Regions from separate parts of the Mus musculus genome. Here region 1 is linked to region 2. A link is a contact called in ENCODE Hi-C or POLR2A ChIA-PET data. All regions are on one chromosome and are shown on one strand. The core of a region is the stretch at or near the end of the contact, and the rest is flanking DNA. Distances in the headings are between cores, read along the strand shown.

The links. A loop is a pair of places that touch in the nucleus more often than their neighbours do. ChIA-PET counts read pairs that join two places held with the same protein, here RNA polymerase II (POLR2A).
Region 1: a loop to region 2 is called in a map of regulatory T cell, with 5 times the contacts of the local background. The contact joins the promoter of Nt5dc3 here to the promoter of Rtcb in region 2. A Hi-C loop is called at or near these places in 1 of 37 maps with a recorded cell type or tissue (regulatory T cell). POLR2A ChIA-PET finds 5 or more read pairs at or near these places in 1 of 5 experiments (embryonic stem cell).

The regions. Positions count from the first base shown.
Region 1 is chr10:86,777,167-86,781,917 of GRCm38, reverse strand. Nt5dc3 (5'-nucleotidase domain containing 3) reads right to left here and starts at 2,913. Exons shown (of 14, transcript NM_175331.3): 1 at 2,607-2,913. The coding sequence starts at 2,808.
Region 2 is chr10:85,954,682-85,959,115 of GRCm38, reverse strand. It overlaps Rtcb (RNA 2',3'-cyclic phosphate and 5'-OH ligase), which reads left to right and starts at 1,323. Exons shown (of 12, transcript NM_145422.4): 1 at 1,323-1,501; 2 at 3,319-3,397. The coding sequence starts at 1,409. It overlaps Gm48175, which reads right to left and starts at 4,211. Exons shown (of 1, transcript XM_030245432.1): 1 at 3,830-4,211. The coding sequence starts at 4,156. The coding sequence ends at 3,968.

The sequences.
Region 1 (4,751 bases), core at 1,664-4,163, 820 kb before region 2:
GATACTTAATGCCTGCTCACATGGGCACAGACATCAGCTGGAGGAGGGTAGAGAAGATGAGGACTCAAATGAGACAAAAAAGGCAAAGCCAGATTAAAATCCCTGAGTTTTCAAAGGTGACATAGAAACTCCTTGTGAATGTGCACGAGGGGGGATGGGGGGTGCGGCACACCATGAGCCAAGCCTGCAGTGAGGGGACCTGCGCATAAGTAGCAACATCTCAAGGGAATGGGCTTAGGCAAAAAAAAAAAAAAAAAAAAATGCTATGTTAGGGCCAGGTACAGTGGTGCAGGACTTTAATCTTAGAACCAGAAAGATATCTGTGAGTTCCAGGCTAGCCTGGTCTACAAAGCAGAGTTCCAGGACAGCTGGGGCTATACAGAAAGACTTTGTCTCAAAAACTAAAAAATAAAAATAAAAGAGGAGGAGGAAGAAAAGAAAGAGGAGAAAGAAGAGAAGAGAAGGAGGAGGAGGAGAAGAAAAAGGAGGAGGAGAAAGAGGAAGAAGAGGAGGAAGAGGAAGAAGAGGAAGAGGAAGAAGAAACACCAAGCTATGTTATCCCCTTACTGCAACTAAGGGCCAGAGAGGAAGAAACTCAGCTTTTCATGCTCCGGACTTAGCACCCCAAACCGACACTCCCCAGGACTGATCTCTGTCTACAACCCAATACTGCTTTATTCTCAGAGGCTAACTGGGAGGGTGGGGGGACTCATTACACCATACCAAAACTCTACCACGTCAGTAATATCCCCATTTTCTGTATGGGTGAACAAACTTCAGGACCTTTCTAATTCTCACAGGCCACAAGGGGTAAACCCTGTCTAAAATATCAAGAGAGAAGAAATTTTACCTCTAGTTTCTTCTAAAGATGCAATTACCCTTCAACCTTTGGAGACTGGCTTCCTACCCCCACCCCACAGACACACTCCACAGTGTAACTCCCTAAAATATACATTTTTTTTGTATGTTAGATGAATGGTACTCTTCTTTTTATTGTTAAGTATTGTTCCATAGTAGGTACATACCAAAACACTGAGTCATTTAACCATAGCTCACTCCTCAAGAGGACATGTGTGAATTGTCCCAATCCCACAGCCAAATGGGTTTAAATATTGTATAGGGGTTTCTGTATTTCATTCTCTCCATACATGTCAGTAAAGTTTTTAACCAAAAATACAGAATAGCCTGGCATAGTGGCACACACCTTTAATCCCAGGATTCCAGGAGAGAGACATGAGATCTCTCTGAGTTCGAGGCCACCCAGGTCTACAGAGTGAGTTCCAGGACTACAGAGAAAAATCCTGTCTTAAAAAAAACAAAAAACAAAAACAAAAAAAACCAAAACAAAACAAAACAAAAGAAAAGAAAAACAAAAGACAGGAGTAGTGAGTGGTTCGTGTCTATAACTCCAGCACTTGAAAGACTGAGGCAGGAGGATTGCTTCAAGTTTAAGGTTACCTTAAAACCCTGTCTCAAAAAGACCAAAAAGAAAGAGGAAACTAAGCAAGAGAGAAGAGCTGACAGGGCCCTGACAGGACACACGTTTGCCTGGAATGGTGGTTCCCGCCCGCCTGGAAGGATAGAACACACAGGAGACTCATGACTTTAAGGCCTGGAATACACAACCCATCTCAAAACACTTGCCTGGCCAAAACCAATAAGCCACTCTTTCAAAGAAGTCTCCATTGCTTACACCTCGGAATGTGTTGTGAAGATATTCCAGGTGGGTTTTGTTTCACTTGAACAGGCATGTGGCCAAAGATGCAAATGGAAATCCTACAAAAACGTTCCCTCACCAACCCCCTTCCTCATGTAGCACCCTCCCCAAACCACCCCCTCCCCAAATCCCAGTGTCCTCTGACAGCTTCAGTGTCTGTGCTTCACTGGCCCTTTACTCCAGGTTCCAAACGTTTGACTGCAAGAAGCACAAAGCAACACACAGGACAATGGATTCCCGACCCTGAGTCAAAATCAGTTTTTGCTTAGGCCCCTTGCTCGCCCTTCCCGTCTACATAATGGACATGACCCCCTCCTCCGGAGGCTATGGGCGATTCAGAGTCGACATCAATACCTGATACTATTATAATCTGGTTCCTCTTTCCATTCCTTCTCCGATTCCCTAACCGCCCAGCCAAGCTCTTTCTCAGTTCACCTGACCACAAGTATTCCTCTTCTCCTCGCAGAGGGCGGTGGATAACCAGACCACCCTCCCCTTTCAAACAGCACATTTTATCTACTCCACCCTGCAAAAGGGAGACCGGCTCATCCTCCTGACCCAGTCGCCTGCGCTGGAGCCTGTCTAGGACAGCGCGGCAGCAAGCTGGGCTGCTACTACCATTCCCAGGGTGAATGACACCTAACGGTGTTTGGGGGAATGTCTTCCTACCGACGCCCTTGGAACTCTCGCAGCGGCCCAGAGCACTTGCGATGTACACTCCAGATTTAACAATCCCCAGGTATGAAATAGCTTCCCCGGCGGGGGAAAGCCAAAAAAGAGTTGCGAAGTTTTAGAGTCGCCTTCCCCGCGGGGGCCGCGCGACAGAGGCAGGGTGCGGGGGACCCGAGGGGTCCTCGAGTGGGCGGCGCAAGCTGGGACACGCACTCACCGTCCGTGCTCCTCTTCGCCTCGTGGTAGCGCGCCCACAGGTAGCTTTTCATGTCCACGGCAGCCGGGGCAGCCGGGGCAGAGCACAGGCGCCGAGCGCAGCCCGAGCGCGGTCGTTCTCGAGCCACGGCCCCGCCGCAACTCCGCAGCCCTGCCGCCGCCCTCGCCCCGGCCCCGCGGGCCGCCGCTGCCACCGTGGCCATGCTGCCTCTAAGCTGCCAGTGGCACGGATGGCCAGCGTCGCGAGGCTCCGGGACGCACGCCGGCAGTTCCTACGTCTGAGCAAGTGCCGGCGCGGCCCAAGAACCACCCACGGTGGGGCGGAGCCGGGGGCGAGGCTGGGGAGGTGGGCGGGTTCTAGAGGGAAGCAGGAGGCGGGGTCAAGGATTAGGCTAGGAGCTGCGGGATGGGTGGGGCCTGAGCTGGGTCAGGGGCGGGGCCTGGTTGGAAAGAGGAATGCCCCGGCTGAGTAAAGAATAGGGTCTAGAGAGAGAATGAGTTGGACCATCTCGATTGCGTCAGAGGCAGAGTCAGGGACCGAACCTGGGGAGACAGAGCCGGGGGCCTAGGCCAGTTAGAGGCTGGGTCAGGTGTGGGCCTGTGGAAATGGAGTGGGACGGAGTCTGGGTTGAGTCAAAGGCGGAGTCAAGGGCGAGGCCTTAGAGAAAGCGGGTTGGGCGTGGCCGGAGCTGCCAGGGCTCAGCGCCCGGTCGGCTGCGGTCACTTCCTGACCCGCGAGGCAGGAGGGGGCGGAGGGTGGTTGAAGTCACACGGGCTAGGATGACTCATCTCCGACCCTATCGCTGCCAGCAAGACTCTGCTCTACCTTCCTCTTGCCTTCCGTGGCGGGCCCCAATTCTGATTGCACTGATGAGTGTACGCACTATCCATCTCTGATCCCAGTCTCTGGAATGCGACCCACTCCGTGTCAAAGGCTTCTGCAGGTATCTCCTGGATCTCAGGTGCCTCTCTGAGACTGCCCTGAGGCTGAGCTTGGGCCTATCCAAGAGTTGCCCTTTAAAGAGTTGCTGGGCCGAGATTACACTCGAGGTCTAAAGTCGTCTGCAAGATCCTGCCCCTGAAGACTCCCGATAAATGTAAATTTCCTTAACAGTGCAGGCCTCTGGAAAGCCGGGTTCCCACCTCCAGAGAGGTCCTCCGGACATGATTAGCAGTCTCCTGCCCACGCTGGCAGCACGCTTGGTACCTGTTCCACTCACTTGCTTAACTGCACTTATTCCATGCCGCTCCTGCGGGACTTTCTATCACCAATTCAAGACCTACCTGAGAAACACTGGGCCCCAAGAAATTCCCAAAGTATCCCATGGTGACCACTGAGTAGGGGGGGGCGGTTATAGTGGGAATGGCTAGAATAATGAGAGGACAGACAAGGCACAGTGTGAGACAACCCCAAGCATTAGCGACTCAAGTTGTGGGCTGGAAGAGTCAGATGTTTTTGTGGAAGGTGATGACACTGGAGCTAGTCCCTGACTGATAATGAAAACCATTAATAGAAAGCTGGCTGTATATTTTATCGCATACACTCTTCCCAGCTGTCTTAAAAGGAACGTACCGCGTCTCTCCTTTAAACACAATGAAACCGAGGCACAACAGAGGTGAGATTGCTTGCCTATCGTCACAGAGCTGAGTCCCCTCTTCTGTTGGGTGGTAGGGAGGACGGTAGCTAGAAAGTAATCCTTAACTGTTACAGGTTAATGTTTTATGGATCAGTGATAAAATTGGAGGACAATAAAATGTGCAAATCGATATGCTATCAAATCCATGGGCTCTGGTCATTAAAAGCTTCCTTTATGACTTGAGGACATTTCACTTCCTATCTTTTCTTATTTTTACTAATAAAAAGTTTTGGTGATAACAATCATCAATTTTACTTAGGTGAATTTTTAAGTCAAAATATACTATAGAATTTTTTTTTAAATTACGATTGGTAAGAGTGCTTCTATATATTCTCTTAGACTATAGGACCCTGTGGAATCACGATTGTTGTACTTACCATAGAAACGTGGATCACTTGAAACCCACCCTTTGTAACTAAAACCAGATACAGCGTTATAAGAGAGTAAGAAAACTGAATCCCCAGACCTGGATAGTGACCACTCCTGCAGAGTTAAAAGAAAATATCTGA
Region 2 (4,434 bases), core at 74-2,573:
TGTCTGTGACCTTCAGAGCCACTATGAATAATTATGATCCCATTTCATAGAAGTGAAAACAGAGGAATGTATCACACAAAGGTGGTAATGGCATAGGCGGAACCTGAACCCAAGTCTTCCTGATTGCTATGGTGGTGTTTTTCACAGGGTAGGACTATCCTGCAAATCACTGCCAGCTTTCTTATCCCAAGAGCAAGAGTCAATTAAGTTTAAAGGTACAGACACAGGACACAGTCCAAACAAAGCTATGGAACACAGTGATCCCTGAAAGAGGGATTTATCCATCTTTGTAGGGAATTGCTGGCCAGAGCAGATTTCCTTCACAAGCATTTGTAGAAATAAATGATACAGTGTTGTGATATGCTTCTTTTGGATGCTCATTTTGTAATGGAGTGTTTGTTGTACATCTTCAATCTCATTCTGATACATTGCAAACGTCATTAGTATTTTATCTTGCTCAGCTGTTTCACTAATGTTCATGGGGCATGAACTCCAAACTGTATGTTCTATATAGCAGTTGACCTGATCCAGGGTGAAGAGGTTTCAGGAGCAGCTCAAAAACATTCTTAAAGCAGTATGTCTTCAATAGCAGCAGTCAGGAGACATTGGCAAGGGTATCTGTGAGAGTTCGAAGCCAACCCGGATACATAGGCTCACCAAGGCTAAGTATCGAGATCTTACTTTAAAAAAGGGGGGGGGGTGAAGGGAGGGAGGGAGAGAGAAAGGGGGAGGGGGGAAGAAAGGAAAAAGAGAGAGAAAGAAAGAAAGAAAGAAAGAAAGAAAGAAAGAGGGGAAGAAAGAAAGATAGAGGGAAAGAAAGAAAGAGGGGAAGAAAGAAAGAGGGGGAGAAAGAAAGAAAGAAAGAAAGAAAGAGGGAAAGAAAGAAAGAGGAAAAGAAAGAAAAGGAAAGAAAGAAAGAAAAAAGGAAGGAAGGAAGGAAGAAAGACAGACAGACAGACAGACAGAAAGAAAGAAAGAAAGAAAGAAAGAAAGAGGGAAAGAAAGAAAGAGGGGAAGAAAGAAAGAAAGAAAGAAAGAAAGAAAGAGGAAAAGAAAGGAAGAAGGAAAGAAAGGAAGGAAAGGAAGGAAGGAAGAAAGAAGAAAGAAAGAAAGAAAGAAAGAAAGAAAGGAAGAAAGGAAGGAAGAGAGAGAGAGAGAAAGAAAGAAAGAGGGAGAGAAAGAAAGAGGGGGGGGAAGTGCAAGTGAAGACTAGCGCTGTAATTCATTGTAACGAGATGATCAGGACTCGCGCGAAGAGTTTTGAGCCTCGGCGCTTGCCATCTTCCCTCCTGGAGCGGAGCTGGTCGCGCCTGCGCCCTGAGAGGCGGCGCTGCGTGGAGCGGGTGGACTGCGGGGTGGTTTCTCTTTCTAAGCGTAGCCAGGAGCTATCGCTGGCCTCGCCGCCACCATGAGTCGTAACTACAACGATGAGCTACAGTTCTTGGACAAGATCAATAAAAACTGCTGGAGGATCAAGAAGGGCTTTGTGCCCAACATGCAGGTGAGTTGGGGCAGCGGCCTTGGGAGCTGCAGGCCGCGACTCCGCCGCGAACCGGCGGCCTCCGCCCAGCGCAGGGCTGCGGGGTTCCAGGTCTCCCTCCTCTGCAGACTGCACGCGCCAGGTCCACACACACGAGGACAGACGGACGCAGCGTGGGGGCTCACGCGTGTTTTCCCCACGCACCATCAGACACGGTGTTCCTGGTCTTCCGAGATTTCTGTGGACTTTCCCAAGTTGGCACCGCCAGCCAGGAACTCTGTTTCTCTTGAGTCCTGATATTTAGTTAACGTTTACAGATGGCATTCTCCAAACTTAACTGGGTTTTAACGTAACGACAATCGGCATGATTCGAGCTTTTAATATGCTCTTGGCGGAGGACCCCCGAGTTGGTGGGTAACTTATCTGTACCCATCTAGGAAGACAACCCTGAATTCGTATCGAGTCCACTTCTCTCAGCCTGAATGATGTGTTTCAGCTGAAGGCTTGGGAGCCAGAGACCAGGATCTGAAACCCTGGGCCTGCTGTCGCCACCGCCGTGTGTACTCGAAAGTTCCGATAAACGTTGAGGAAGAAAACACTTGTGAGGTTTTGGCACATGTGTTAAGTGACACCGTCTCATAAATGCCATGAGAATGCAATAAAGATTTGCAGTCCTTTGTCTTAGTAAAAAGTTTCTGATAGGCTTCGCTTGGTGGCTCGGGCCTATAATCCCTGGAGGCTGGGAAATGGAAGATCCATTCAGGACTGGTTACACAGAGAAGCCTTGCACCACTTTGCAAGGTATACTAGGGAGAAAAAGTCCACAGCAGTGAAACAGTATTTTCCTTTGTTGTGTGGAAGAAGGGAAGGCTGGTTGGTAGAGTCTTGCTAATTTATTAAGTGACACATGAAAATTGTACATTATATCCGTGTGTGTGTGTGTGTGTATAATATATATACGCATATATTATATACATATATATTATACACACATACATATTATATATATATATATATATGATGCTTTTTATAATGCGTAAGTTATATAATAGCAAAATCATGATAGACATATCGCCTCAGAAATTTGTGAGCAGTTTTTCCGTTTTGAAGATCGTTGATTAGATTTTACGGGTTGGACATTTCCAGTTTAAACCCAGATCTAAAATGCTCTAAGATCCTTTTAGATTGTGACTGGAAGTTTTCCTCTTAAAAGACGCAACGTGGCAGCTTCATGCAGAATGAAGCACTTTGTGTGGTATAGACGTTCATGCAGAATGAAGCACTATGTGTGGTATAGACGTTCATGCAGAATGAAGCGCTATGTGTGGTATAGACGTTCATGCAGAATGAAGCGCTATGTGTGGTATAGACGTTCATGCAGAATGAAGCGCTATGTGTGGTATAGACGTTCATGCAGAATGAAGCGCTATGTGTGGTATAGACGTTTATGCAGAATGAAGCGCTATGTGTGGTATAGACGTTCATGCAGAATGAAGCGCTATGTGTGGTATAGACGTTCATGCAGAATGAAGCACTTTGTGTGGTATAGACGTTCATGCAGAATGAAGCGCTATGTGTGGTATAGACGTTCATGCAGAATGAAGCGCTATGTGTGGTATAGACGTTCATGCAGAATGAAGCGCTATGTGTGGTATAGACGTTCATGCAGAATGAAGCGCTATGTGTGGTATAGACGTTCATGCAGAATGAAGCGCTATGTGTGGTATAGACGTTCATGCAGAATGAAGCGCTATGTGCAGTGTATACGTTCTGCCCACTGGGCGTGTACTTGAGAAACTTGGGTTCAGACAACGCATTTTGCTTTTCTTTTGTATCAGGTTGAAGGAGTGTTTTATGTGAATGATGCTCTGGAAAAACTAATGTTTGAGGAATTAAGGAACGCCTGTCGAGGTGGTGGTAAGTACACTAGAGGTAGAGCTTTCCCTGTTCCCTGAATCAAGAGGAACTCAACCAGTGTGAGACATTTTTAAGGAGTGATCTAGACTTGAATCAAAGCACCTATATATTTGTGATCACATGTTGGGGCACACTGCTGTGTAAAGGTTTGGAGCTCAGGGCTTGTTCTCAGATAACTGCACACTCTAATAGCACACACTGCTGTCCATCCTGCACTCACTGCGTGTCATTAGATCTCTATACTGATTGTTCATGTCATGTTTGAAATAACTAAAAAGGGAGATATTGTCTGTCTCTTGTAGAATTCCAAAATGCAGTGAGTGTAAGTGACTTTTAGCTTGTCCTTGGTCACAGCTTCATAGTGACAGAGCCAGAATTCAAATCTCAAAGTGCCTAATTATTCAAACCAGTACTTTTTTCTTTTTTGGGGGGGTGGGGCACTTCTCAGATACATTTATTAATGCCACACTGTAAAGGGTTCTTAGGTAAGTCTACAGCAATGTTCCATGTTCCCATCTAACACAGCCTGCTTAGGTTTAGCTGGGTTAGCACCGTTCATCTTGAGTGGAATCAGAAGTAGTGATGGCCCAGGGCAGCTGCAGGACTGGAGCCTTCCAGCACTTTACTTCTTTTATCAGCACTCCTGATTGAATAAGGGATGAAGGTCACTGACCCCATTTCTACCCAGATTTCCTGGTAAACCTGGGTACAGGAGGGTTTCATGGGGACCCACACAGTCTTAACAAGCCCTTGAAGCATCTCAGTAAGAGCAAGGCTATAGGCCACACCAGGTTCCACAGCTACTGGGCAAAAAGCAAAACCAGTAGTCTTAGCTGGTTACTAGCTTTAGTGAGCATTAATTCACATGGCTGCAGGGCGGCTTAGAGATAAAGGTGTAATGCCCTAAAGTGATACTCTAAACTGGCAGTGGGATAGAATCTTTTAGCCCTTTTCTTTTTTTTTTTTTTTTTTTAGATTAGCAAAATAAATCCTTTCTTCCTTGCTTGACTAAGTTCACTTGTGTTAAATGGCACTGC